2 separate regions of the Homo sapiens genome follow, and region 1 is linked to region 2. Evidence: read pairs that join two places in POLR2A ChIA-PET (ENCODE). Cell type or tissue: PC-3. All regions are shown on one strand. Links, peaks and the distances in the headings refer to the core of each region. The heading gives the core; the rest is flanking DNA.

Evidence for each region. Peaks named below come from ENCODE experiments on the same cell type or tissue, not always from the same donor. Only the 100,000 strongest peaks of a DNase experiment are listed, where the experiment ranks them.
Region 1: POLR2A ChIA-PET joins it to region 2 with 5 read pairs; 3 of 35 experiments call an interaction of 5 or more read pairs at or near these places.

Annotation. Positions count from the first base shown.
Region 1 is chr3:32,171,608-32,174,531 of GRCh38, reverse strand. It overlaps LOC124906367 (small nucleolar RNA U13), which reads right to left and starts at 1,876; the gene lies at 1,777-1,876. In PC-3, for the core only: no CTCF peak of the experiment used is centred there; no DNase peak of the experiment used is centred there.
Region 2 is chr3:32,007,799-32,010,722 of GRCh38, reverse strand. It overlaps a transcript of OSBPL10 not described here. Among named protein-coding and RNA genes, the nearest start is that of ZNF860, 28 kb to the right of the region's middle. In PC-3, for the core only: no CTCF peak of the experiment used is centred there; a DNase peak (open chromatin) is centred at 1,372; H3K27ac peaks cover 327 bases.

The DNA.
Region 1 (2,924 bases), core at 281-2,780, 160 kb before region 2:
TTTGGACACGTTCTTTATCCTCTTTGTGCCTTAGTTTCCCCATCTGTATATGGGGGTGATACATTTTTATTAATGTTCATCTATGCAAAGCACTTAGAACAGTGCTAAAAGTGGGCCAGGCATGGTGGCTTATACCGATAATCCCAGCACTTTGGGGGGCCAAGGCAGGAGAATCACTTGAGGCCAGGAGTTCAAGATCAGCCTTGGTAACATGGTGAGACCCTGGTTTCACAAAATATTCAGAAATTAGCTGGGTGTGGTGGCTCATGCCTGAAGTCCCAGCTATTGGAAGAAGCTGAGGCAGGAGGAATGCTTCAGCCCAGGAGTTGGAGGCTGCAGTGGGCTAGGATCGAGCCACTGCAGTCCAGCCTGGGCAACAGAGGGAAACCCTGACTAAAAAGAAAGAAAAAGAGCAGTGCTGAAAGTGTTTCGCTACTGTTATTTTAACTTACAATTTTAAAAACTAGGTGTTGATATATTAGGGAAAATTGGGTGAAGGGTACCTTTGCAATTTACTATGAATCCGTAATTATTTCAAAGTAAAAAGTTAAACATGCAGTTATTAAAAATAACTGATATAAAAGATTGTCAAGATGTCATGTTAAGTAAAAAAAGCAAGATGTGTAACAATGCATCAAGTAAGCTCAATTTTATGTAGAGAAATGGGGAAGGGAATGAGAATATATATATTTTGCTTATGTGTGTGAAATGAAATTCTAGAAGAGATTGTTAAAAACTAATAACTACTTGGGAAGCAGGCTTTATTTTTGAACCAAATGACTGTGTTACCTATTGAAAAATTATTTAAAAATAAGACTAGTAACAAAAATGCAAATAACACTTCCATCATAGCATAAAAGCATTTCCATTTGTAACGAGTCAAATAACACCAATTTGACAAATAACAGGGTGCATTGAGTTCAACAGTAAAGTACTTTCCAGTGGCACTATTTCACTCACAATGTGTACAATTCAGACAAGTTTAATTCCTAAGTCTTTGAGGGGGAGCTGAAGAACCACTCCTTCAGGTTTCAGACAGACAGGTTTCAGGAGGTTACAAGTAGCATATGGCCTTATCTAAGATCTAGTGACATTTCTAACTTAAAGCTTTTGAAATGAGGAAGACATCTTAAGGACATCACCACCTGGTGAAGACTTCTCTGATGTTAAGCACATGTTATAAGTCCTGGAACTTGCTGGCATTAGTCCTAGAGAAAGAAGGATGAGGCTGAGCATGGTGGCTCATGCCTATAATCCCAGCACTTTGGGAGGCCGAGGCGGATGGATCACGAGATCAGGGGTTTGAGACCAGCCTGGCCAACATGGTGAAACCCCGTCTCTACTAAAAATACAAAAATTAGCCGGGTGTGGTGGCATGCACCTGTAATCCCAGCTACTCTGGAGGCTGAGGTAGGAGAATCACTTGAACCTGGGAGGCGGAGGTTGCAGTGAGCCTAGACTATGCCATTGCACTCCAGCCTGGGTGACAGAGTAAGACTCTGTCTCAAAAAAAAAAAAAAAAATAGAGTGAGAGGGAGAAAGAAGGACTATTGGATATACAAATTTGGATTTAGCCAGAGTTATCCTGGGTAGGGAAGAGTCAGACAGACATACCCATAGGCACGCCCACACTCATATATAGCCTCCTGTGTCCAAAAAAGTGATGGCAAAACAGACACTGTGATGCTGTAGTGACCAAGGGATTAAAATTTCCCTAATCTCTTGATGTTTCTGCAAGTTCAATTTTTAAATTCCTGAAACATCTATTTTTTTTCATGTCTGATAATAAGCAGATGTTGTGACAAGTTTGATTGGGGGCACATCTCATACATGAGCATGAAAACTGAATCATCACACTTATCAACCACAAAAGGATCTCCTCAAACATCTTTTTAGCAATGTATGAAGTGAAGTTATGCTAGCTGCTATAACAAGTAACTCCTATGTCTCAGTGGCATAATACAATAATTTTTGTACCTATCAATCACAGACCAATGTGATTGGGGGGTACTTTCTCCATATTGTCTTGTAGAATCCTGGCTGAAAAGGGGGTCCATCATCTTCAATGTATGGCTTCCAGAACATACTGGAAATTGATATACAACCAGCACGCACAGAAGAAATAATAAAGAACCAGACAGAACACATGAAAGTGGCACTTTTCTCTCCCTATGCCATTGACTAGAACTCAATCATGTGATGCCACCTAACTGCTGGGGAGGTTGGGAAATGTAATTTAACTGTGTATCTACAAAAAAAAAAAAAAGAAAAGAAAAAATAATTTAGTGAACACATGGCATTGTTTCTGCCACAAGCAGATATCGCCATGATCATTTAATTTTTCTCCTTTAATATGTTGATTTCCTGCTCTTTACGGACCTTAACAGCAATCCTATGAGGTAGGCTGCACAGATATTATTCCCACTTACGAATGAGAAAAATGAACCTCAAAGAGAAGTTAGCTGACTTGGCTAAACAACATGGATATTAAATGTTAAGCAGGAGCTAGAACAAGTCTTCCCACAGTACCAGGCCTGCTGTCTCCCATCCTACCAAAGGTAACATCACTTGCTTCAGTAACTTGAATCAATCACAGCTTCAGTAAATTAGATTATCCACACAGATTCTTCATAAAGCGTATTTCCTCAAAAACGTTCACCATCAACTTAGTTTATATGCAGTCATAAAAAGCTATAAAGACCATGTGATTAAATTTTAATGGAAATACATTATGGAGAATAACATAAAATTGAATGCACATAATTAAATCGGGACAAATTTCAGCCTTTTCTTCAAAAATTGCCTCCTTTTTCTCTCTTCTGTAACTCCTATCAGATGTATGTTCAAGTCCTATTCTATCTTCCACTTAATCTTTAAATTCTCAAATATTTTCTTTGCTACTTTAATATCCTCAGATCTATTTT
Region 2 (2,924 bases), core at 234-2,733:
TCCAGGTGCCATCTGTCACCCTGTTCCTTGGCTAGGAAAGGGAATTCCCTGACCCCTTGCACTTCCTGGGTGAAGTGATGCCTCGCCCTGCTTCGGCTCATGCTCAGTGCGCTGCACCCACTGTTCTGCACCCACTGTCCGACAATCCCCAGTGAGATGAACCCAGTACCTCAGTTGGAAATGCAGAAATCATTCATATTCTGCATTGCTCATGCTGGGAGCTGTAGACTGGAGCTGTTCCTGTTCGGCCATCTTGGAACTGCCCCCCCTTTTAACTTTTATTCCTTGAAATCTCTTGGACATTCTCTAGTGAACCTCCTACCACAACTGGCTTTTGAATCCTGTATTAGTCTGCTAGGGCTGCCATGAAAAAATACTGTAGACTGAGAGGCTTAAACAACAGAAATTTATTTTCTCATAGTTCTAGAGGCTGGAGATCCAAGAACAAGGCACTGGCAGTCTTGGTTTCTCCTGCAGCCTCTCTCCTTGGCTTACAGATGGCTCTGGCCCCACTATGCGTTCTCATGCCCTTTCCTCTGTGCACCTGCATTTCTGTCTCTCTTCCTCTTAAAAAAAAAAAAATGGGCAGCCTCCTGAGGTTGAGTAGGCTCAGAGAGACTTCCTCTTTGACTCTTCTTATGAGAATACAAGTCCTGTTAGATTAGGGCCCTACCGTTACAACTTCATTTAAGCTTAAATGCCTTTGCAAAGATCCTGTCTCCAAATACAGTCACATTGGGAGTTAGGGATTCAGCATATGAATCTGAGGCACTGGGGGAAACAATTCAGCCTATAACGAATGCTTCAATAGTTTAGCCTCAAGGCCATAAAGCATTTTCTAGAAATACTCGCAGAGACATGACTGACAAGCACGATCATAAATCATGTCTAAGCCCCCAGAATTATAGAATGTGAGAGCCAGAAGAGACCCTAGAGGTCTATTTCAGTGCCATTATTTTTCAGTTATTGAAACTTGGGCCCAAGATGGGGAAGCAGCTTGTGTGAGGACTACCTCGCATCCGTCCATATTGGAACCCAGAACTTCTCATGTGGTGCAGGGCTTATTCAACTGCAGTGCTGCTGCTAATTCAAATCTGATTTTATATATAATATCATCCTTGCTTTTTCCCCATCTTAAATTTCACCAATGAATTCATTCACACTTGAGAAGATTAGATTCAGCTCAGTCCAAGCACTTAACTTGGAAATGCATTGTTTCATTTATTCCTCCTTGTAGCCCTGTGTGGAAGACTGTATCATTTTATAGATAAGGACACCTGAGAGTTTAAGTGACTTGCTCAAGTTTCCCCAACTAGTGAGAGACAAAGCCTGATGTGGACATGGATTTGAAGACTCATGCGTGATTAATTGAATGGCTCATGTGTTTGCTCACTTTGAAGGCTGATTCATTAGCTTCTTTCCCTATCCCCATTATGACTTACGACTGCAAGTTCAACAACAGGTGGTGAAAGAGGACAACTACAGACCTTCACAGGGCCTTGGAAAAGGATTCCTTTATTGTTCTGCAAAAAGGATCACTGGGGAAAGCCAAGAGTTCCTACTTAGCAGGACTAGGGTCACTTTAGGCAGGAGGGCTAGAGAATATTTTATAACAAAAACACTTTACAGTGACTGTAAAAACACAAACCTGTTCATGATTTTAAAAAACATAAACAGTATAGAAAAGTACAAAGAGTAAATTATCTCGTCTTCCTGGCTCATCCCCAGTTGCATTCTCCAGAGATAACTGTTGTTCTGTGTCTATTCAGACACATTTTAAAAAATATATGTAAGCACTTGCATAATGTATGTAAATTATACTTTAGGGTAATACTATAACTATTGCTCTGAAATTTACTTTTAAAAAATCTCTTAACAGTATGTCTTTGACATGTTTTCATGTAAATATATGTACTTCCATTTCATCCTTCTTTTTTTGTTCTTCTTTTTTTTTTTTTTTTTCCAGTCAGGATCTCACTCTGTCTCCCAGGCTGGAGTGTGGTGGAGTGTAGTAGTGCAATCTTGCCTTACCGCAGCCTCGACTGCCTGGGCTTAAGCGATCCTCTCACTTCAGCCTCCCCAGTAGCCAGGACTGCAGGCATGCGACACCACTCTCTGCTAGCTTTTGTGGGTTTTTTTTTGTCTTTTTTTTTTTGTAGAAACGGGGTTTGGCCATGTTGCCCAGGCTGGTCTTGAACTCCTGGGCTCAAGTAATCTGCCCACCTTGGCCTCTCAAAGTTCATTCTTTTTAATGATGGAAAAATATTTCAGGCTGGACGCGGTGGCTCACACCTGTAATCCCAGCACTGTAGGAAGCCAAGGCGGGTGCATCACTTGATGTCAGGAGTTTGAGACCAGCCTGGCCAACATGGTGAAACCATGTCTTTACTAAAAAAACAAAAATTAGCTGAGCATTGTGGCGGGCACCTGTAATCCCAACTACTCAGGAGGCTGAAGCAGGAGAATTGCTTGAACCTGGGAGGTGGAGCGCCACTGCACTCCAGCCTGGGCAACACGGCGAGACTTGTCTCAAAAAAAAAAAAAATGATAAAAACATTTCATTGTAGGGATATACAATAATTTTAAATTAAATCATTCCCGTAATAGGCTGAGTAATGGCCCCCAAATGTCTACACTGTCTACATCATAATCCCTGGAACCTGTACATGTTACCCTATTTAAAGAAATGATCTTTACAGATGTGTTTAAGAATTTTGAGGCTGGGCGCAGTGGCTCATGCCTGTAATCCCAGCACTTTGGGAGGCTGAGGTGGGCGGATCACCTGAGGTCAGGAGTTTGAGATCAGCCTGGCCAACATGGAGAAACCCTGTCTCTACTAAAAATACAAAATTAGCCAGGGTGGTCGCGGGCACCTGTAATCCCAGCTACTCGGGAGGCTGAGGCAGGAGAATCGCTTGAACTCG